4 separate regions of the Homo sapiens genome follow, and all the other regions are linked to region 1. A link is a contact called in ENCODE Hi-C or POLR2A ChIA-PET data. All regions are on one chromosome and are shown on one strand. The core of a region is the stretch at or near the end of the contact, and the rest is flanking DNA. Distances in the headings are between cores, read along the strand shown. Region 1 holds the start of CNOT6 (CCR4-NOT transcription complex subunit 6). Region 2 holds the start of TMED9 (transmembrane p24 trafficking protein 9). Region 3 holds the start of PHYKPL (5-phosphohydroxy-L-lysine phospho-lyase). Region 4 holds the start of RMND5B (required for meiotic nuclear division 5 homolog B).

The links. A loop is a pair of places that touch in the nucleus more often than their neighbours do. ChIA-PET counts read pairs that join two places held with the same protein, here RNA polymerase II (POLR2A). Pooled maps may share reads with other maps.
Region 2: a loop to region 1 is called in a pooled map, with 5 times the contacts of the local background. The contact joins the promoter of TMED9 here to the promoter of CNOT6 in region 1. A Hi-C loop is called at or near these places in 1 of 168 maps with a recorded cell type or tissue (ascending aorta) and 7 of 50 pooled maps. POLR2A ChIA-PET finds 5 or more read pairs at or near these places in 1 of 52 experiments (Caco-2).
Region 3: a pooled map shows a loop between it and region 1 (10-fold over the local background). The contact joins the promoter of PHYKPL here to the promoter of CNOT6 in region 1. A Hi-C loop is called at or near these places in 2 of 37 single-sample maps with no recorded cell type and 5 of 50 pooled maps.
Region 4: a map of CD14-positive monocyte shows a loop between it and region 1 (11-fold over the local background). The contact joins the promoter of RMND5B here to the promoter of CNOT6 in region 1. A Hi-C loop is called at or near these places in 2 of 168 maps with a recorded cell type or tissue (CD14-positive monocyte and ascending aorta) and 8 of 50 pooled maps.

What each region holds. Positions count from the first base shown.
Region 1 is chr5:180,492,403-180,497,965 of GRCh38, reverse strand. It overlaps CNOT6 (CCR4-NOT transcription complex subunit 6), which reads right to left and starts at 3,587. Exons shown (of 12, transcript NM_001370472.1): 1 at 3,203-3,587. RefSeq lists silencers at 2,818-3,077, 3,108-3,207, 3,378-3,517, 3,648-3,847.
Region 2 is chr5:177,587,239-177,593,452 of GRCh38, reverse strand. TMED9 (transmembrane p24 trafficking protein 9) reads right to left here and starts at 1,250. Exons shown (of 5, transcript NM_017510.6): 1 at 1,055-1,250; 2 at 778-878. The coding sequence starts at 1,238. RefSeq lists an enhancer at 1-45.
Region 3 is chr5:178,229,542-178,235,069 of GRCh38, reverse strand. PHYKPL (5-phosphohydroxy-L-lysine phospho-lyase) reads left to right here and starts at 2,268. Exons shown (of 13, transcript NM_153373.4): 1 at 2,268-2,578; 2 at 3,547-3,665; 3 at 4,971-5,130. The coding sequence starts at 2,520. It overlaps LOC112267937 (a long non-coding RNA gene), which reads right to left and starts at 1,032. Exons shown (of 3, transcript XR_002956238.2): 1 at 1-1,032. RefSeq lists enhancers at 1-58, 2,106-2,644 and silencers at 2,034-2,443, 2,524-2,843.
Region 4 is chr5:178,127,154-178,132,977 of GRCh38, reverse strand. It overlaps RMND5B (required for meiotic nuclear division 5 homolog B), which reads right to left and starts at 1,964. Exons shown (of 11, transcript NM_022762.5): 1 at 1,924-1,964; 2 at 1,602-1,741. RefSeq lists enhancers at 331-860, 2,139-2,790, 2,791-3,442, 4,456-5,116, 5,779-5,824 and a silencer at 1,818-2,407.

The DNA of each region.
Region 1 (5,563 bases), core at 2,338-4,837:
GTTCAAGCGATTCTCCTGCCTCAGTCTCCCGAGTAGCTGGGATTACAGGCATGTGCCACTGCGCCTGGCTAATTTTGTATTTTTAGTAGAGACAGGGTTTCTCCATCTTGGTCAGGCTGGTCTCGAACTCCTAACCTCAAGTGATCCGCCCGCCTCGGCCTCCCAAAGTGCTGGGATTAAAGGCATGAGCCACCGCGCCCAGTCTCAGCAATTCTTAATTTCACATACACAGCGTTTTATTAATCACACTTTTGTTATAAAATGACTGTATGAGTAATGGGTATAAAGATATCTACATATCCAAGTCTTTGGTTTTCCCAGTAAAACATACATTTTTAGCTGAGCCTATTAGGACTTTTCCAAAGTAATAAATGCTTTCAAGCAGAGCTTCCCAAGCCAGTGGACCTTGCATATGGGAATGGGTTCTAAAGGTGCTGAACATACTGATCCCTCACCCCTAACGGCCCAAAGAATACAGCTGTGAGCTGCCTTAACCATTTATTCCAATATGTCTTACATATATTATCCTTTTCTGTTGCACTATGAAAAAGGTTTATCATTTAAAGAATATAAGAAGGCAAATATAGGTACTGGAATGTCTAAGCATTCACCAAAATGCATACTTTTTTTTTTTTTTTTTGAGACGGAGTTTCACTCGTTGCCCAGGGTGAAGTGCAGTGGCGTGATCCTGGCTCACTGCAATCTCTGCCTCCCAGGTTCAAGCCATTCTCCCACCTCAGCCTACTGAATAGCTGGGATTACAGGCATGCGCCACCACACCTGGCTAATTTTGTATTTTTAGTAGAGACAGGGTTTCATCATATTGGCCAGGCTTGCCTCGAACTCCTGACCTCAGGTGATCCACCCATCTCGGCCTCCGAAAGTGCTGGGATTACAGGCGTGAGTCACCGCGCCTGGCATAAAATGCATACTTTTAAACTACATGTACAGTGGGCAAATTCCTACAACGCCTTTACACATTTGTAGTTAGGACCAAGTTCTATAAACCAACCTTATGTCTGCTCAAAAGTTTGAAATTTCCCAATAATTGTAGTTTTACTTTGCCAACAACATTTAAGCAACCTGAAAATACCTACAAATTGAACAGGCATTCAAGAGGAGCCGCTTGGGCTGCATCACCACTATCAAGACACTATGGAAATTACCTAATGATTGACTTTCAGAGAAAATCTTCAGTCTCACAAGAAAATCTGTCTTTCGTCACCGTTTTTATAAAGTGATCAAGACAAGGTCTCACTACGTTGTGACAGTTATCACAGACTTTATATATGTTACTTTATATTTTTCTGAGACAGGGTTTTGCTGGTCTCAAACACCTGGGCTCAAGCCATCCTCCTTCCTCAACCTCCCAAAGCGCTGGGATTACACGGTGAGCCACCATGCCTGGCAATTGCATCATCTTTTTTGATCATTTCGTTCAGCATCTCGTTCATCGACTGAGAAGTGACCTGAAATAACTTCCAACCATTAACATACCCTCCCTCCTCCCAAAAGAACAAACCTCTAGCGATTAGGTCGCACACTCATGCGCTCTCACACGCACACAAACCCGGTCCTTTCCCTCCTCATTACAGTACCATGGGCAAGTCACCTCCACCTAGAAAGGTCTGTCTTCTCATTAGCAGCTGTTCATGTATTTTGTTTAAAGCAAAACACCTGGAGTAGATCACAGATCTAAAGATATTAAGCAATTTTTATTCTAAATTTTACTCTAAAAGTCATCACATTCTAAACACTGTGATGGCCAGGCATGTTGGCTCATGCCTGTAATTGCAGCACTTTGGGAGGCCAAGGAAGGAAGATCGCTTGAGCCCTGGAGTCGGAGACCAGCCTGGGCAACAGAGCAAGGCTCTACAAAAAATTAAAAAATTAGCCGTGGTGGTGTCTGCCGGTAGTCCCAGCTAGTCAGGAGGGTGAGGCAAAAGGATCGCTTGAACCCAGGAGGCGAAGGCTGCAGTGAGCCGAGAACTGTGCCACTGCACTCCAGCCTGGGTGACAGAGTGAGATCCTGTCTCAAAAACAATAAATAAATTAAATAAAGACTGTGATAAATGTCTTAACAGCAATTCCCCAAAAAAGCCTTTAAACCCTTTTGATCAATGGCCCACGTCCACTCCTACAGCCTACTAATCTGTTCTAGAGTAGTAAATTCTAGTATATTGTAAAAAATACAAAGTGCTACTACACACCATTTTATTTTTCAGTTATTCATATTCACTCTCTTCCTCTTCAAAGTTAAATTCCCAGATACAAGTAGGCAAGAAGATTCAGCACTAACAATGAGACAATCCACCTGGAAAACAGGTAAGTATGGGAACTCAAATTGAAGCAGATTATCTAAAACACATCAGCTTACACAGTAACAACAAATCCAAAGAGCTCGAGCGAGATGACCATTCACAACGCTGTCAATGGCAACAACAGTTAAAAACAGAAGGCCACAGGTGTTGGTTAGCAGGCTCTTCGGGGAAGGTGAAGGAGGTAAAGAATCAAAGGAAGTTTCCAAAGAAAATAGCGATTAGTGCTGAAAAACAAAAAGGAGGGATGCAATTTGGGTTACCAGAGAAAACTGCTTGTAGAAACCAGTACAATCTCCGAATCCTTCGCAATACTATAAAATAAGCATCCTCATTGCATGCCAAGTGCTTCTTTAACCTGTAATCCACCCCGTCCTCTCCCTCAAAATCTGCGTTAAACTGAATTTTAAAAACATTTTAGGGGAGGGGGTAAGCAGTTGGTTTCCCGCTTGACAGTAATTGTGGCCACGGAGCGCGAAGCTCCACACTCCACACAGCGCGCCACCCACAGAGGCGCTTCTCAAAAGTTGCCACCCATCTTGGCCACGAGTCCCGGGACACGGACTCGCCTCCTCCGACGACGGCAGCCGGGACCGGCCGGGATCCGGGAGCCCAGCGCCGACCCTCTCCCCTCTGCGCGCCGCCGCCGCCGCCGTCAATCAACGCCCCCCTCCCAGGGACTCGGCCCGGGGGCGCGGCCCGGGGCGGGGCGCGATCGCGGCGCGTCGAAGGGGCCCCCAACAGCCGCCAGCTTGCGGAGCAGCGGGACCGCCGCCCACGAAACGAAAGTTGCCCGCGACCGAGCCCGGCCGACGGGGGGCGGTCCGTGCGCGGCCGGAGAGAGGAGCGGCGCCCCGACCGGGCCTCCGGCCTGCCTCGCTCACCTCTCGGGGTGCGCCGCCTTCCTCCGCCGCTGCCGCCTCCTCCTCCCTGTGAGTGCAGCGGGGTCTGCCCTGTGGAACCACCATACCAGTCCCGCCCGCTGCTGCAGCGCCGCCACCGCCGCCGCTCCTCTGCCGCCTTAGTCGCTGCTCTTTGTTCCCCCTCCGAGAGCCACTGCTTCGGCTGCCCGCCTCAGCCGCCCCGACGGGCCGCCACTACGCCCTCCCGCCCTCTCGGCCCCCGGCCTCGCCCTCCTCGCTGCGCCCGCCGCTGCCTTCGCCTCCGCGCCGCCGTCGCCGCCGCCACCGACGCCGCCGCCTCCTCCTCCGCGCCCCCCTCGTTTTCATTGAAAGCAAACAAGCATCATGGCGGCGGCCGCCGTCCCTCAGCCAGCGAGCGCCCGGACCGCCGCCGGCGCTCCAACATCCTGGCCGCTCATTGGGCGCCGTCGCCGGGCACAACCATCCGCCCTTCGGTGCGGGGGTCGCTCCCGGCACGCAGCTGCCCAGGCCCCGCCCCCTTACCCCCGCGCTGGAGAGCGGTGGACCGGCCCGGCGCGCTGCGGGCCCTGCCTCCCTGCCTGCCGCCCTCCATCCCTTCCTCTCCGTCCATCCTTCGTCTCCTTCTGTTCCCGCTCTCCTCGCTCCTTTCCTGCCTTGGCACTTCTGTTTTCTCCTCTCCTTAGCGCTCCTCCATTTTTCATCTACTTCTTTTTCCGCCCCAGGTTGTCCACTTTTTTTTTGTTTTTTGAGACGGTGTCTTGCTCTTTCACCCAGGCCAGAGTGCAGTGGGGCGATCTTGGCTCACTGCAAGCTCCGCCTCCCGGGTTCACACCATTCTCCTGCCTCAGCCTCCCGAGTAGCTGGGACTACAGGCGCCCGCCACCGCGCCCGGCTCATTTTTTGTATTTTTAGTAGAGACGGGGTTTCACCGTGTTAGCCAGGATGGTCTCCATCTCCTGACCTCGTGATCCGCCCACCTCCGCCTCCCAAAGTGCTGGGATGGCAGGCGTGAGCCACCGCGCCCGGCTGGGTTGTCCACTTTTATCTCCTCTTTTCCTTGATCGTCCTCCCCTTTTTTTCTCCTCTTCCTTTTCCTTAAGCCTTCGCCTGTCAATCACGTCGAAACACAGTATTTGACCGGAGCCAGTATCTTGATCTGCCTAAAGACAAGACATTCAATCGTGAACAGTCGAATATTATTCCTTCCTCAATTATACAAAGAAGAGTAAGTTAACATACCACTTCAGCCTATTAATGGTAATTCATTCCATTACATTAATGGACAGTTTTGGTGCTGGGGTCCTAGCCTGGGTAACGGACAGCAGCTGCTGTGCTCCAAGATCAAAAGGTGTTCAGGGCAAACTCTGGTGTTTGAAGGTCAGCAGAGAAATGACTGGGCTGATTCATGATGCTTACATCAAGAAATATTAGTTGACTGATGGTCAGGGCACAGAGATGAATCAGACCCCACCCAGCCCTGAGTAAGCTCACAGTCTAGGGGCAAGAATAACACCCAACAGACTTAATATTGGAGGTATATTGGTCGGGCGCGGTGGCTCACGCCTGTAATCCCAGCACTTTGGGAGGCCGAGGGGGGCAGATCACCTGAGGTCCGGAGTTGGAAAACAGCCTGACCAACATGGCGAAACTTCGTCCCTACTAAAAGTACAAAAAATTAGCCAGGTCTGGTGGCTTGCACCTGTAATCCCAGCTACTCGGGAGGCTGAGGCAGGCAGGAGAATCATTTGAACCTGGGAGGCGGAGGTTGTAGTAAGCGGAGATCGCACCATTGCACTCAGGCCTGGGCAGCAAGAGCGAAACCCTGTCTCAAAAAAAAAAAAAAAATTTGAGCTATATGTTGAAGGCGTGAAGGAAAAGGAAAGCTGCCTGCCCACCTATGTGGCAAACTAGGATAGGCTGCTAACTGCTTCCTGGAAAATCAACCCTGAAGAAATGAGAGTGAGACAGGTTCCAGGAACTAACAGTAGCAACAAACCGAGGCTTCTGCTTCAGTGAAGGCTGTTGAGAGCTGGGGATGTGGGAAATGGGTTGCTGTTGCCTGGGGTGGAGGAGACCTGGCTGGAAGGGCAAGGAAAGGATGAGGGACAAAAGCTGTTCAGAGGTGAAGATGATCCCCCTCTCCCCAGCACGGCCTTGGGATGGTCATCGCTTGGCACTGCCATGACATCAGGAGTGACAGCCCAGGCCTCTAGCGCCATAGGACACTGGGCAAAGACAGAGCAGTGCAGAAGTTTAGGAGTCAGGAAGAACACATGTAGACCAGTAAGCTGCCTGTGGCCATCCCTCCACAACCTCCTCCTGTACAGCAGGGAGTTGTGCGGCCCTGTGCTGTACAGAGTA
Region 2 (6,214 bases), core at 1-2,500, 2.9 Mb after region 1:
GAGAGTCTGACATTAGGGTGGCAAGTGACTGACTGCTCTTGGGAAGGGCTTTCCTTTATAGCTTATGCCCTTTCAACTTTTTTGGTGTGAGTTGTTTTTTGGGGGGTTCTTTTTTGTTTTTGTTTTTGAGACAGAGTCTCACTCTGTCGTCCTGGCTGGAGTGCAGTGATGCTATCTCAGCTCACTGCAGCCTCAGCTTCCCAGGTTCAAGCAATTATCGTGCCTTAGCCTCCCAAGTATCTGGTATTAGAGGTGTGCGCCACCACACCCGGCTCATTTTTTTTTTTTTTTTTTTTTGTATTTTTACTAGAGACGGGGTTTGCCAGACGGAGGTTGCCCAGGCCGGTCCTGAACTCCCGGCCTCAAGTGATCCACCCGCCTCGGCATCCCAAAGTGCTGGGATTACAGGCAAGAGCCACCACACCCCGCCATGAGTTTTTTAACGAAAAGTGACAGAAGGTGAGAGCTGAAGGGTTTTGCCGTTCGTTTTAATATCCTTACTTGGGAAGATTAAAAGCTGCTCATTTTGTGGGGAAAGTATCATGTTCTGTGAAATCTTAAAGTCTAGATGACTTTAAGAGTTGACAAAACTCTTTGATTTTTATCACCACAATTAATCCGCCCATTTCACAGACCGGGCGGGGTCTGCAAGTCAGCAGGATATTCCCACAACATCAACTGTCTCTCCCACTTTAGCAGATGCAGGAACTAGAAGAGGAAGTACCGGAGCCCGCCTAGCTGAGAGGCTGGCGGAGAGGAGGGGGGCGGTTGGCTCACCTTGTCCTCTGGGTCCTTCACCTCCACAAACATGCCAAGCCCCGGGGTGGCCGGCTGGTACTCCTCCCGCTGCTTGTCATACAGCTGCGTCCGGTAGTTTCCTTGAGGGAAGCAGGGCGAGCCCAGGTCAGAGGAGCGCGAGGTGGCATGGGTTCCGCGACCGCCTGGGCACGGCGAGGCCGTCTCCTCCCGGCTCTAGAGAGCTGACTGTCTCGCATCCCCCGCCCCAAGACCACGGTCACGTTCCAAACTCGCCCCTTCCTCCCCGCCCCCGCACCTATGACCATGGTCTCGTCCGGGATCTCCTCAATAAAGCACTTCTTCTCCGTCTCTCCGATGTGAAAGTAGAGCGCGCTTCCGCGCGTCGCCAGCCACAGCACCAGCAGGAGGGTCCGCATCACTCTACCCAGCCCGGTTCCGGGCCGGGGCCGGACGAGCAGCACGCCCAGCTCCACAGCCATCTTGCTCCACCTGCCTGCGCAGCCGCAGCCGGCCGCGCCACGTCGCCCTGCCGCCGCCGCGGTGCCTGCCGGGACCGCGAGTTCCGCCGGGTGGACCACAAATCCCGAGATGTCCCGCGGCCCTGGCGCGGCAGTACCTGATTGGGGCGCGGCTTTTACCTGAGAGAGAGCGGGTGCCCTAGAATAAAAACTTATTTCCGTTGACTCTCTTCATGGCCTGGCAACTGACGATGGTTACCAGCTTTTCATAGATGAAACTGAGGTCGTTTGTTTGAGGTTGCGGAGCGAATTGCGAACAGAGACAGGATTCGAACCTAGGATCCCTGACTTTCCTTGGCACAGCATCTACCAGTCTTGATTTGCTTCTACCTTTAAAAATGAATTTAAAGAGAACGACCAAATAATGCACAAATGTATTATCAAAAAAGATTAAAAGAAATAAAAGGCAAGGTCTCCCATTACCACTTCTTTGTCCTCATACCCTGTCCACTCCTAAATCGGGTGTTACCCTCTCAAGCATTTCTCCGATCACACACACACACAAACACACACACAGCCTCTGCTGCCAGATCCCAACTGCAATGGCTCGTTACTAGCAATTCTACAGAAATAGAAAGGATCATAAGAGAGTACTATGAGCAAATATAAGCCAACAAATTGGATAACGTAGATGAAATGGACAAATTCATAGAAATGCAAAACTGACTCAGAATAGATAATATAATCTGAATAAACCTATAACTAGTGAGGAGATTGAATCAGTAATTTAAAAAAAATCATCCTTACTTAATATAGTTAAGATGTCAATACTATCCAAAGCAATCTACAGATTTAATGCAATTCCTGTCAAAATCCCAATGACATTTTTTGTAGAAACAGAGAAACTCATTCTACAATTCATATACTCTCAAGGGATTTCGATTAGCCAAAACAATCCTGAAAAATAAGAATAAAGCTGAAGAACTCACACTTCCTGATTTCAAAACTTACTTCCAAGCTTCAGTCATCAAGACAGTGTGGTACTGGCATATAGACAGACATATAGACCAATGGAATACAATAGAGAGCCCCAAGATATGCCCTCCCATATATGGTCAAATAATTTTTAACAAGGAGACCAAGCCCATTCAATGCGGGGAGGAGGGACAGTCTTTCTAACAAATGGTGCTGGGAAAACTGGATATCCACATGCAAAAAAGTGAAGGTGGTTCCTTCTCTAACACCATAGATAAAAATTCACCCAAAAAGACCCACAACTTTTAAAATCCCAAAGCATAAAACTCATAGAAAACATATGGCAAAGGGTTTACCACATCGGATTTGGCAACAGACTTCCTGGATATGACACTAAAGGCACAGGCAACAAAAGAAAAAATAGACAAATTGGACTTTATGAAAATTAAAACATTTTGTGCATCAAAAGACTCTGTAGCAGAGTAAAGAGGCAACCCACAGAATGGAAGAAAATATTTGCAAATCATATATCTGACAAAGGATTAATATCCAGAATATGCAGAGACTCCTAAAACTCAGCAACAAAATAAGAACAATCTCATTCAAAAACCACAACAAAGGGCTTGAATAGACATTTCTCCAGTGATCAACAAGTGGCCAGTGAGCACATGAAAAGATACTCAACATCACTAATCATTAGAGAAACACAAATCACAATGAGATAAAGAACAATGAGATACTACGTCATATACCCATTAAGATGGCCACTAGAAAAAAAAAAAGGAAAAGAAAGAAACTACAAGCATTGGCAAGGATGTGGGGAAATTGAACCCTTGTGCACTGTTGGTGGGAATGTAAAATGGTACAGACACTGTGGAAAACCGTATAATGATTCCTCAAAAAAGTGAAAATAGGCTGGGCATGGTGGCTTACGCCTATAATTCCAGCGCTTTGGGAGGCAGAAGCAGGAGGATTGCTTGAGCCCAGGAGTTCGAGACCAGTCGGGGCAACATGACGAAACCCCATCTCTACAAAAAATACAAAAATTAACTGGATCTGGTGGCATGCGCCTGTAGTCCCAGCTACTCAGGAGGCTGAGGCAAGAGGATTGCTTGAGCCTGGGAGGTCAAGGCTACAGTGAGCTGTGATCATGCCACTGCACTCCAGCCTGGGTGACAAAGCAAGACACTGTCTCAAAATAAATAAATAAAAATAGAATTACCATATGATTCAGCAAGTCCATATCTAGAGATATCCTCAAAATAATTAAAAGTAGGGTCTCAAAGAGATATTTGTACACATATGTTCACAGCAGCATTATTCACAAGCAAAAAAAAAAATGGAAGCAACCCAGTTCTTCATCAGTAGATGAATAGATAAGCAAAATATGGTACATCCACACAATGGAAATCCTTTCAGCCTTAGAAAGGATGGGAATTCTGACACATGCTACAACATAGATGAATCTTGAAGAAACATTACGCTAAGTGGACTAAGCCAGACATAAAATGATAAATACTGGGTAATTCCATGTATATGAGGTACTAGAGTCGTCAAAATCACAGAGACAGAAAGCAGAATGGTGGTTGCCAGGGACTGGAGGACAGGGAGAGTGAAGTTATTGTTTAATAGGTATAGAGTTTCAGTTTTCCAAGATAAAAAGAGTTCTGTAGATGGATGGTGGTGAGAGTTCTATGGCAATATAATGTACTTAATCCCACTGAAGTGTACAGTTAAAAACAGTCAACTTTGGCCGGGCACGGTGGCTCACGCTTGTAATCCCAGCACTTTGGGAGACCGAGGCGGGAGGATCACAAGGTCAGGAGATCGAGACCTGCCTCACCAACATGGAGAAACCCTGTTTCTACTAAAAATACAAAATTAGCCTGTGTGGTGGCACATGCCTGTAATCCCAGCTCCTCGGGAGGCTGAGGCAGGAGAATTACTTGAACCTGGGAAGCAGAGGTTTGGTGAGCTGAGAAGGCACCTTTGCATTCTAGCCTGGGCAACAAGAGTGAAACTCCATCTCAAAAAAAAAAACAAAAGTGTGGTAGAATGCTCCAGTGTAATCATCTGGGCCTTGAAATTTCCTTTTGGGGAGTGTTTTAATTATGAATTAAATTTCCTTAATAGCTATAGGGCTATTCAAAGTATCTATTTCATACTAGTAAGTTGTGATAGTGTGTGCTTTTTGAGTAATTGATCTATTTTGCCTAAATTGTTACATTTATGTATGTAGAGGTTCAGTCAGGATGGTGGGGAAAATTATACAATAAAACACAAAACTTGGAAGGCCAAAAGGTTTTTGCTTAGCTTCAGATAGTTTGGCTGAAAGCGGCCTAATCCTCTTTGAGCCATAGCAAGGGTAAGTAACATAGGAATGTAGAGGAGTCTATCTAAATAGCTTGTTTACTCATGTGGTTCTAAAAGTAACCTTTAATCATTCGCGGGCAGGATGGCGCTCTGGGGGAGGCAGGGGAAGGCGACCAGGTTGATTACCCTCTAATGGTGTTTACTTGAGACTTTTGCTGTGTTTAATGTGTGCTAAGTAAATGACGAGAAGGCCAGCGAGTAGGAGGCGGGGAGTCGGGGCCACGTTGCAAATGTACAGCACTCTCCTGGGAGTCTGTAGGGGGCCTGGACAATCGGCCTGACTGACAAGCAGAATATCTGTGTCAGTGTACATTATTCATCTGTCGTTGAGTTGAGGTCTGCAGCACACACCCCCACATATGTATGTAAAGTTGTCCGTGGAATTATTCTCTTATGATCCTTCTGATGTGGGCAGGGTCTGTACTGATGTCACCCGTTTCATTACTGATACTGGTGATTTATGTCTTCTTTTTTCTGTATCAGTCTTGTAAGAGGTTTGTCAATTTTATCAGTCTTTTCAAAGAATCAGCTTTTTGTGTCATTGATTTTCTCTGTTGCTTTTCTGTTTTTAATTTCATTGGTTTCTGCTTGTTATTTTTTCCTCTTCTGCTTGCTTTGGATTTAGTTTGTTCTTCTTATTCTAGTGACTTGAAGTAGAAGTTTGTGGGGTTTTTTTGTTGTTTTGTTTTGTTTTGATTTTTGAGACAAGGTCTCACTCTGTCACCCAGGATGGAGTACAGTAGCAACATCTCGGCTCATCGCAGCCTCCACCTCCCAGGTTCAAGCGATTCTCCTGCCTCACCCTCCCAAGTAGCTGGGATTACAGGCATGTGTCACCATGCTCTGCTAATTTTTGTATTTTTAGTAGAGATGGGGTTTCACCATGTTGCCCAGGCTGGTCTCGAACCCCTGACCTCAGGTGATCTGCCCTCTTCAGCCTCCCAAAGTGCTGAGATTATAGGCATGAGCCACTGCACCCGGCCAGAAGTAGTTTAGATTATTGATTTGAGACTCCTCTTTTAGTTAGGATTTTGGTTGTACCTAGCCAGAGGAATGGAGAAAAGTATGTCTATATCATCTTCTCAGAAGCAGAAGTCCTAAACTATCAGGTATGTTTTAAAGAACAAAATTATTACAAATAAAATTAAATCCTTATTCCCTCCATCCCTTTCCAGATGCAGCTACTTTAATAACTTTGATTTATATCTATTCCACTAATAAGATATTTTAAAAATAGGCCGGGTGTGGTGGCTCACACCTGTAATCCCAGCACTTTGGAAGGCTGAAGCAGGAGAGCTGCTTGAGCTCAGGAGTTCACGACCAGACTGGGCAACATGGTGAAATCCTGTCTCTACAAAAAAATACAAAAATTAGCCGGGTGTTGTGGCTCGCACCTGTAGTCCCAACTACTTAGCCAGGCGTGGTGGCACATTCCTGTAGTCCCAGCTACTTAGGAGGCTGAAGTGGGAGGATTGCTTGAGCCCAGGAGGTCAAGGCTGCAGTGAGCTGTGATTGTGCCACTGTACTCTAGCCTGGGTGACAGTGAGACCTGTCTCAATAAATAAATAAATAAAAATTAAAAGAAAGAAATTATGGACCAGGTGCAGTGGCTCACGCCTGTAATCCCCACACTTTGGGAGGCCAAGGTA
Region 3 (5,528 bases), core at 1,019-3,518, 2.3 Mb after region 1:
AGACACTGGGGAGCACCCTGCTTCACAGCTGAGACTCAAGGACTGGGGGGCCTCAGGCCTCCTGCCAAGAAAGGCAGTACAGCCTCAAAGTACCCCTTTCTGGAAGAGAGAGAAGTACATTTACTGAGTCCTGCTGTGTCCCATGACAGCTAAACTAACCACAAGGATGACGATCCCTTTTTATAGATGAATGTGAAGGGGACTTACCAGGTCTCTTTCCTCCTGGTCCCTAGGAGACCACTAGGAATACATGGGATGCTTCTGGTTAGCACAATGATTGCAGGACACCTGGGCATTCAGGGGACAGGGCCAGGGATAGCAAACACCTAAAATGCATAGGACAGTCCTACCCAGTGACAAATCATCTCAACAAGAATCCCGGTGCCAACCCTGTTGAGAAACACCATGCCCTGGGTTCAAATCCTGACTCAGCCACTTCCATCCCCTACCCTCTTGGACTCCAACATTGCCTAGAGGGCCAGGCATGAAATAAAGGACAGATGAGTGCCTGGCACAGGGCCAGAGACAAGGAGTGGGCTTTTCTGAGCAGGAAGAAGGTGAGGCCTCCTGGTGTTCTGTGCCATGCTATAAGATACTCCTGGCCCAGGAAATGGCTCAACCTGGTCTGACCTCCAACTATATCACCTCTTGACCCAGGAGCAGGTGAGATGTTAGCCGGGCCCAGCTACAGCCTTCTCACCCTCTGCCTTAAAGCAGGAAAAGCCCCTGAGCCAACCTGATTCCTCTGAGCTGCACGGGGCCACAGCTGTGGCTGGAGTTTGGGCTGCAAGACAGGGCTGAAAGGCGGGGCCCAAATAGGACTCACACACACACAAATACACACACACACACACGGTCTGTGAGGTCTTGATCCTCAGAAACGAAGTACAGGCTGGGTATGGTGGCGTGCACCTGTAGTAGCAGGTACTTGAGAGGCTGAGATGGGAGGATCACATGATCCCAGGGAGGTAGAGACTGCAATGCTGCACTCCAGCCTGAACAACAGAATAAGACCCTTTCTTTAAAAAAAAAAAAAAATACAGGCCACAAGCAGTTAACCTCGCAGTTAATTTGGGAAGAATTTTTTCCAAAAATCATGTAAAATATTCAATTCAGCTTTACAGTTAAAAATAAGAAATTCCATTCTTTTAGGGAAGATGAAAAAGTCCTGTTGCATGGATGGTGGTGATGGCTGCACGACGATGTGAATGTACTTTTGCCACTGAATTGTATCCTTAAAAATGGTTAAAATGGTAAAATTTTGTTATGTATATTTTACACAATAAAGAAAAAAGAAACTCCAAATGTTCTTTAATAAATGCCTTAAGCGGCCGGGTGCGGTGGCTCACCCGGCCTGTAATCCCAGCACTCTGGGAGGCCGAGGCAGGCAGATCATCTGAGGTCAAGAGTTCAATAAATGCCTTATGCATCTTACAACTGTATTGGGAAGAGAAGAAGAAATCAGCAATGAGGGAGTGAAGCAGAGGCCTGGGAATCATGATGTGGACAGAAAGAAGGGACAATCAGGAGCCTCCCCTGCACCTGCTGCAGTCCCAGGCCCGTGTTCCAGGGTTCTTCAAGGCAGAAAGCCCCAGTGCCTCACCCCAGGAGGGGGCTTTTCTCTCATATCCCAGCCCCTTGGGAGGCTTTTTCTTCTCACTCCCTGGGCTGGGAGTCAAGAAGACCTCAGTAGGAGTCCAGCCTCTGCAGCCTTGCTGCGTGTCTGACAACAAAACCCTTTCCCTTTCTGGGCTTCAGGGTCACCGACATGTACCACAAGGAGGATTCCCAACCTCTCTTCTTGCCCAAACGCTGCATGATTCTCTCAGCGACGATACAGCTCGTCCGGTTCACCCTGCCTAGATTCTAGCAGGAACTATGGTGCCCTGAAGGTCAAGCCCATGGTGATCTCCTTGGTCAGCCCCAGAAGGGACCCTGGGCTCTCCTTCTGCTCTTCCTGCTGCCCCTTCATGGGGCTGGGAAAACCTAGGACCTGCTTCTCCCACCCTGAGGCCCCTACTGTGTACCAGGCCCGGGTAAGGTACCAGTCACATACTCGCACTTAGGCCTCACAGTTCATCCCATTTTATGCACAAGGCGACTCAAAGACTGAGTCTGGCCCAGAGAAGGCCTGCAGGAGCTCCGAGCCCCGCCTGGGCGCCGGGAGCAGGGGCGGGGTCGTCCGGGACCCTTTCCCGGAAGGGAGGCCGCAGGGGCCTGCGGGGCGGGGCCTGCGGGGCGAGGCCCGGGGCGCGTCCCGGAACCAGAGACGGGGCAGCGCTCGAGTTCCTGCGCGGGACTGCCAAGGCACGACCACGGGCCGGAAGGCTGCCAGGCCCAGTGGGCAAGCGAAGAAATGAACCACCGCAACGCGGGCGCTTCGGGGCGGGGCCGAGTGCGAACCTGAGCCCCAAATCCCGACCCAGGCAGGGGCGGGGCCCGGAGCGGGGCCTTGGAGGCCCAGCCCGCGCGGCGACGTCTCCGCGTGGCGTCACGGCACCGACTGACGGCCACCCACCATGGCCGCAGACCAGCGCCCGAAGGCCGACACGCTGGCCCTGAGGCAACGGCTCATCAGGTACCCGGGCGGGGGGCGGGCGGCGGGGGGCGCGGGGCTGCGCGGAGAGGCACGCGCACGCACGACGCACGCACGCACGCACTACGCACGCGCCTCCGGCTAGGAAGCCGCTGCTACCCATCCCGTCCGGCCGCTGCCCCGGCCCCGCTGGAGCTTCTAGGGCCCGAGGCGGGCGGCGCCGTTGGGCAGTCCCGGCGGGTGGTCTCCGGGGCCGCCTCCCCGACAGCGCCGTCTCCAGGCCGCCCAGTTCAGGAGACGGCCCCGCCCTCACCGCTGTTCGGCTGTGTCAGCCTCGCTTGGCAGCCTTTACTCCGGAGAAGACCTTCACCCTGGCGCCTGAGAGGACCTCACCCAGGGTGGCCCGTCAGCAGCACCTGGGCCTGGCTCGAGAGTGACCTGGGAGGGGGCTGAAAGGGCAGACAAGGGAGAGTCGGGGGAGTCGGTTCACAGGCAGCACACTTGACCTGTGAGGGGGCCCTCGGTGGGACGGTGGGTGAGGTCGCCTCCCACTGGAGCTTAGGGCTGGCACCCAGCGAGGGGCAGCAGGGCCACGTGGCTGGCAAGGAGCTGTTTAGGGCTGAGAGCCAGGCACCTAATGTTGGTGCCCTGGCCCATCCCATCGAAGACACGCGGCCTTATGGAGTCCCCATGGGACGGGGCAGCCACCTTTTCTCAGGATCCGGGAGACTGACGCGGACACATGCAGAAATGAGCAAGGAGGCCACAGAGGCTGAAAATGCTTTCAGAAACAATCCGAAGTTTCAGCGACTTGTTACCCCATCTGCTTCCTGCTTTGCAACCACCTGTGGAGTGGAGAGACAAGGCAGGGAAGCAGCACCTTGCCCTTCCAGCTCTCATTTCCCCCCCGCCACCAGAAACTGGGAAGGGGTGGGCGGGGGTCTGCGATGAGTAGACTTCACCCTTTCGGTCTTCAGACATGGCTGTCCACTCCTTGCCTGTCCCCACAGCTCTTCCTGCAGACTCTTTTTTCCCGAGGATCCTGTTAAGATTGTCCGGGCCCAAGGGCAGTACATGTACGATGAACAGGGGGCAGAATACATCGATTGCATCAGCAATGTGGCGCACGGTCAGTATCACACCTCAGGCTGGCAGGGCAGGAGAGGAAGGCAGTGCTGTGAACCTGGTCCCAAGGTGACCTGAGATTGCCGAGAGGTGTGGAGAACCTGGGTGGAGTTGAGGCACTGTCAGTATGCAGAGGAGGCTCAGCCTTCGCAATATAGCTGTGGAATTCTGCAATCTGGAGCTGTGCTAAACCAGGCAGGGGTCAGCAATCTAGGTCTGTGAGTCTAGTTCCACTTGGGACTGATGATGAGCTCACAAAGTGGCAGATGGCCCAGCTGTGACCAGCAACGTAGCACAGTGCTGGCCAAGTGCTGGGGTCATGGCAGTGCTTCAGCCCCATTGGCCATCTCAGGTGCTAGGCAAGGGAGCTGAAGTAGGAATTCAGTCATCTTGATGAGGCTGCCAGAGCTGATGGAAAGAAAGGGAGTCTGAGACTCAGCAGGCACATGGAAGATGAATAAAGTTGAGGTTAAAAAAAAAAAAAAAGCAGAGACTCTAGTCTTAGACTGCTTGGGCTCAAATCCCTGTCCCCTACTTACTAACTTGTGATCTCGGGCAAGTTACTTAATTCTCAGTGCCTCAGTTTGCTTATCTGTGAAAGACATAATGATACTAGGTACCCACTTTAAGGTGTTTGGAGAATTAAGTGTGTTAATTTATGTAGCTTGCTCTGAATGTGCCTGGCACATGGTGAGCTCTCAGTACATATTCACTGTTATTATCCTTGGCCTTTGACAATCAAGATTACCACCAGCCCCCTTGGCTGGTGAAGTGAAACCAGTTGACAGTCACCCCCCACCCCACCTTTGTCATACAAGCCTCAAAAGGCCTTCCAGCCTGGGCAACATAATGAGACCTTGTCTCTACCAAAAAAAAACTTAAAAATTAGCCAGGCATGGTGACTGGTGTCTATAGCCCCACCTGCTCAGGAGGCTGAGGTGGGAGGACCACTTGAGCCCAGGAGTGTGAGGATGCAGTGAATGCCATGATCACACCATACACTCCAGCCTGGGTGACAGAGTAAGGCCCTGTTAAAAAAAAAAAAAAAAGTCCTCCTTAAAGACATGGGCTTTCTAGACAGGGTTCTTCTGCTGAAGCGGCTTTCCTTCTGCCAGAATCTCAGGAACTCCTGGATCTGCCTTTCCAGAACCAGCTTCTCTCTCCCTGCTCTGCCTTCAGACTGCCCTCTTTCTACCTCTCCCTCTAGAACTACATCTCTTCTGGCTGGGTTTATAGCTTGGGGCTGGGGGAGGCCCAGTGGGACTGGCTGAGTGGAGCCAGCCGTGTGACGGAGGCGGCCCTCTTCCAGTTGGGCACTGCCACCCTCTCGTGGTCCAAGCAGCACATGAGCAGAACCAGGTGCTCAACACCAACAGCCGGTACCTGCATGACAACATCGTGGACTATGCGCAGAGGCTGTCAGAGACCCTGCCGGAGCAGCTCTGTGTGTTCTATTTCCTGAATTCTGGGTAAGTGGACTGTGGCCAGCCCCCGGGAAGAGGGTGAGACGGTAACAAAGACAGTCACTCACATGGGCCCAGTGTAGTGTAGCTGACCGAGTGTGGACTCGGAGAGGCAGCCCCCACTGCACCAGGCTCCTGAGATTCCCGGCTGTAGGCCCTGATGCTTTCTCTGTTGGATCCAGTTTCCTTGTCTCTTATTGAAGGATGTTATTACCTCCTTTCTAGGATCATTGCTGGAGCTTAGTGAGGTAATATGTTCCTTTATTTCTGCCTTAAGGATACAGCCAAAATCCCTGCCTGTGGGTTGCTCAGTAAGGAAGGAAAACATCAAGTGATTCTTCAAAGAAATACAGAATTGCAAGGAGGGCTCTGGAGGAAGTGTACAGGGTATCATGAGGCCTAGA
Region 4 (5,824 bases), core at 715-3,214, 2.4 Mb after region 1:
CAGGAGAATTGCTTGAACCCAGGAGGCAGAGGTTGCAGTGAGCTGAGATGGCGCCACTGCACTCCAGCCTGGGCGACAGAGTGAGACTGTCTCAAAAAAACAAACAAACAAACAAAAACAAAAAAAAAAGATTAGACAACCTCCATTGACCCAATTCTTAACGCTTTTTTTTTTTTTTTTTTTTTTTTGTGAGGCAGGGTCTCTTCAGTTAATAGGGTTGCTTAAAAAAAAAAAAAAAAAGAGAGAGACAGGGTCTCAATCTGTTTCCCAGGCCAGAGTGCTGTGGTACAATCAGGGCTCACTGCAGCCTCGACCTCCTGGGCTCAAGTGATCCTCCCACCTCAGCCCCCCACCCCAAGAAGCTGGGACTACAGGTGCACCATGTAGTCCCACCATGAACACTCCTGAGTTCATGACACATGTAAGTGGTCCATGCAGGGCCTTTTCTCCTTTGTGTTTATTTATGTATTCCCTTTTGTCCCTATTCTTCCCCTCTCTCCCCACCACACCTGGCTAATTTTTTTGTTGTTTGTTTTTGAGACAGAGTCTTACTCTGTCGCCCAGGCTGGAGTACAGTGGCACGATCTTGGCTCATTGCAACCTTTGCTTCCCAGTTTCAAGCGATTCTCCTGCCTCAGCCTCCCAAGTAGCTGGAATTACAGACACCTGCCACCACACCCGGCTAAATTTTGTATTTTTAGTAGAGACGGGGTTTCACCATGTTGGCCAGGCTGGTCTTGAACTCCTGGCCTCAAGTGATCCTCCCGCCTTGGCCTCCCAAAGTGCTGGGGTTACAAGCGTGAGCCACTGCGCCCAGCCTAATTTTTTGGAGCGACAGGGTTTCACCATGTTGGCCAGGTTGGTCTTGAAGTGCTGAGCTCAAGCCGTCTGCCAGTCTCAGCCTCCCAAAGTGCTGGAATTACGGGCGTGAACCACCGTGCCCAGCCAATTCTTATGCTTTTGCAGCCGCGACCTCCATCCACTCTCTACCCTACATGTCACTCCTCTGCTTAAAACCAAAAGATTTCCACTGTACTTAGAAAAAACTCCACATTCCTCTCTCTGACCTACAGACTCTATGTGACCAAACCCCAATTATCCGACCTCATCTCCTACCACTCTTTCCCTTTCTTACCATACTTTAGCCACACTAGCTTGCTTTCTGTTCCTTGACTATACTCTCAGTTGATTTCTGCCCTAGGGCCTTCACACTGGCTGTTCCCGCTGCCTGGACCACTCTCTTCCCGTATCTTCCTAAGCCTGCCTCCTAATTTGGGTCTCAACGCAAATGTCCCGTCCTCAGAGATGCTCTGCTAGACCACAGTATCTAATACTGACCCCTCCGCCCCACCCTCACACCAGTTACCGTGTCATATCGCCCTCCTCCATTTTTTTTTTTTTTTTACTATACAGTCCTACTTGAAGTTTCTAATCTTTCTTTTCTCATTAACCAAAACTGGAGGGAGGAAAAAGCCCATCATTTTCCCTGGACAGCAGCGCCTACTGGGAGTTTCACCCGCATTAACATGCAAACGACAGGCAAACTCCTAGTCATCCTTCCAAAGACCCTGCTCCATAGCCCTGCCGAGCCCGGTGCGCACCTGCTCACTTCCGACCCAGCGCGGTCGCACGAGGACTGGACGTTTGAGTCCGAGCAACTCCCCCCGGCTGAGGCGGCTCTTCGGGGGCTGGGCCGGGACCTATGAGTCTGGGACTCCAGCTCCCGGCCCAGGGCCGACAACTGCGAAGAGAACAAGCCCAAGGGCAGATTGTTCGGGGCTTAGTCGTGGGTAGCAGGGGTTCTGGAGAAGGCTGGGGCCCGGGAGGCCGGCCGAGCTTTCCCCGCCGCGCGCCTCAGCTCCGCCGGCCGCTGTGCCCGCCCTCGGCCCGCACCTGCCGGCTCCCAAGCCCGCCCGCTCTCACCTCGCCCCGCAGCCCCGGCCCCGGCTTCCGGCGCCACTGTCATCGGAACCGGAAGCCGCGGCGGGCGATCGGCGGCCCGGGCCCGCCCATTGGCGGTTTTGCGGAGGGGTGGCCGTCCCACGAGCCCGCGGCTTTGCGCCTCACCGCCGAGGCTCCCCGCCGCGCATGCCGAGTGGAGTCGCCCGCGGGAACCGGGCGGCGGCCAGAAAAGCCGCGCCTGTAGTCCTCTGGGGGTCGCGCCTGGTCGTTTCCAGGTTCCGAGTCCCTCCGGCCCGGCCCCGGGCCTCCCAGTCGGCGGAAGCCCCTGGCCGCGACCGCTCCTCGCCGGCGGGCGGGTTCCCCACCCGGCAGAGGCGTCGGCCTCGCACTCAACCCAGCACCCGACTCCCGGGTCAGAAGCCCCAAGCCCCAAGTGGTTACGCTTACAGCGCTGCCCGCCCTGCTCAGTGAGGGCGGCGCGGGGGCCGTGAGGGGCAGTGGCTGGGCTAGGTGCGCACCGGCCTCGGCAGGGCTGTGGAGCAGGGTCTTTGGAAGGATGACTAGGAGTTTGCCTGTCGTTTGCATGTTAATGCGGGTGAAACTCCCAGTAGGCGCTGCTGTCCAGGGAAAATGATGGGCTTTTTCCTCTCTCCAGTTTTGGTTAATGAGAAAAGAAAGATTAGAAACTTCAAGTAGGACTGTGAACAGGCTTAGGGATCCTGGACAGAGCCTAGAAATCTCAGGAGAACTGAGAGCTCTTGAAATATGAAGTGATGCTTAAAAAAAAAAAGAAAACTCCAGGCCGGGCGCGGCGGCTCACGCCTGTAATCCCAGCACTTTGGGAGGCCGAGGCGGGCGGATCAGGAGGTCAGGAGATCGAGACCATCCTGGCTAACACGGTGAAACCCCGTCTCTACTAAAAATACAAAAAATTGGCCGGGCGAGGTGGGGGGCGCCTGTAGTCCCAGCCACTCGGGAGGCTGAGGCAGGAGAATGTCGTGAACCCGGGAGGCGGAGCTCGGAGTGAGCCGAGACGGCGCCACTGCACTCCAGCCTGGGCGACAGAGCGAGACTCCGTCTCAAAAAAAAAGAATAGAAAACTCCGGGCCGGGCGGCTCACGCCTGTAATCCCAGCACTTTGGGAGGCTGAGGCGGGCGGAACATAAGGTCAGGAGTTCGAGACCAGCCTGTCCAATATGGTGAAACCCCGTCTGTACTAAAAATACAAAAATTAGCCGGGAATGGTGGCAGGCGCCTGTAGTCCCATGATCCTAGCTACTCGGGAGACTGAGGCAGGAGAATCGTTTGAACCCGAGAGGCGGAGGTTGCAGTGAGCCGAGATCGCGCCATTGCACTCCAGCCTAGGCGACAGAGCGAGACTCCGTCTCAAAAAAAAAAAAAAGAAAAGAAAAGAAAACTCCTTTCCTGTCCCAGCCTTTCTGGTCCCCTTAGCCCGAACTTAATCTGCCCACTGGGTATTCAACAGAATTCAGTTCTGCGGAGGAGGGGGTCCAGCCCTACCCTGCCGCCCTGTGTTGGTCGCTGTCCTGGGGAACGGGGGAAGGGGAGAAGATGGGAGCTGCCCATCTGCCCTAAGGAGGAAGGGTGAGGGTTAGGAAGGAGGAGGGAACAGGCACTGACCCCAAACCCAGGTCCAGACTGAATTTTCTTTTTCTTTTTTTGAGATGAAGTCTTGCTCTGTTGCCCAGGCTGGAGTGCAGTGGTGTGATCTCGGTTCACTGCAACCTCCACCTCCAAGCTTCGAGCGATTGTCCTGCCTCAGCTCCATGAGTAACAGATTACAGACATGCTCCACCATGCCCGGCTAATTTTTGTATTTTTAGTAGAGAGGGGATTTTGCCATGTTGGCCAGGCTGGTCTCAAACTCCTGACCTCAGGTGATCCACCCACCACAGCCTCCCAAATTGCTGGGATTACAGGCATGAACCACCACACCCAGCCCCAGATTGAATTTTCTATCCCGGACCCTCTGCTCTGGAGGGAAAGAGTAGAGAAGTCCCCACTCCTCCTCAGGCCTCAGCTGGGACTAGGAACAGCCCTGGAGAAAAAGCCAGGTCTCTGTGTTGCCCACTTCTGCTCCCTTTTTGGTTGGGCCTCATTCCAGGCCATCCTCCCCTTGAATCCTCCATGCCTTCCCCTCCCTCCCCTTTGCACAACTTACTTTTTTTTTTTTTTTCAAAATAGAGAGGTGGTCTCCCTATGTTGCCCAAGCTGGTTGCGAACTCTTGGCCTCAAGAGATCCTCCCCTCTCAGCCTTTGGAAGTATTGGGATTACAGGAATGAGCCACCATTCCTTGCCCTGTTTTCTTTTTTTTTTTTTTTTTTGAGACGGAGTCTTGCTCTGTCGCCCAGGCTGGAGTACAATGGCATAATCTTGGCTCACTGCAACCTCCGCCTGCCAGGTTCAAGCAATTCTCCTGCTTCAGCCTCCTGAGTAGCTGGGACTACAGGTGCACACCACCATGCCTGGCTAATTTTTTGTATTGTTAGTAGAGACGGGGTTTCACCATGCTGGCCAGGCTGGTCTTGAACTCCTAACCTCGCGATCCGCCTGCTTCGGCCTCCCGAAGTGCTGGGACTACAGGCGTGAGCCACCGCACCCAGCCGACCTGTTTTCTTTATAGCACTTGGAAGTTATCTTGCGTGTTTATTTGTTCATTCTGTCTTCTGGCCCCCACTCCCATCACCCTCTTTGGGGCCAGACATGGTGGCTCACGCCTGTAATCCCAGCACTTTAGGAGGCTGAGGAGGGAGGAATGCTTGTGCCTAGGAGTTCTAGACCAGTCTGGACAACATAGGGAGACCCTGTCTGTACAAATAATACAAAAATTAGCCGGGTGTGGTGGTGCACATCTGTAGTCTCAGCTACTTGGGAGGCTGAGATGGGAGGCTGCCTAGGAGGTCGAGGCTGCAGTGAGCAGTGATCGCGCCACTACTCCAGCCTAGATAACAGAGTGTGAGAGACCCTGTCTCAAAAACAAACAAACATGGGCCAGGCGTGGTGGCTCATACCTGTAATCCCAGTACTTTGGGAGGCCAAGGCGGGTGGATCATTTGAGGTCAGGAATTCAAGACCAGCCTGGCCAACATGGTGAAACCCTGTCTCTACTGAAAATACAAAAAAAAAAAAAAATTAGCCAGGCATAGTGGCAGACACCTGTAATCCCAGCTACTTCGGAGGCCGAGGCAGGAGAATCGCTTGAGCCCGGGAGGCGGAGGTTGCGGTGAGCCAAGATTGCACCACTACACTCCAGCCTGGGCAACAGAGTGAGACCCTGTCTCAAAACAAAACAAAAACGAACAACAAAAAAAAAAATTCCACCAGGCCCATGTTTTGTCTTCATCACTGCCTTATCGCCAACACCATATGCTTTGCACACAGGAGGTACTCAGAGATACTCAAGAAGCCAGTGTCCTCCACGTATACATAAGGAAACTGCGGCTCAAAAACCTTATGATATATAGCAGGGGAGAAGGCCCACAGCAGGACTGTGTGCCTGCAGGGGCGTCAGGAGGGCGGATCCCAGAGATGCCTGCCCAAGCATGAGGAGCCTGGGTGGCCCTGGCCCAAACGGAAGCCATAGGGGTGGAGAGTTGATTGAACCTTGCCTTGGTGCCAAGGGGCCCAAGCCACCTTCCAGCCAACCTGACCTCACAGGCTTTGGCAAATGCCCCAGGCTTCCCCACTTCCTCTCCGGGAGCCTTGGCCTGCCTCACAGCCAAGAAGGATGTGAGCAAAGTTGAGGTTCTCCCCCAGTATGTGGCCATCCTTGCATCTTGGTATTATTTTCAAGTGTGCACCAAGTTGTATTAAATAGTTGACTTTGTCCATCTTTCCCCATAGGGATTGTTTTTGATTTTTGTTAGGGATGGGGAGGATTCCTTCAAAGCAATCAATTCT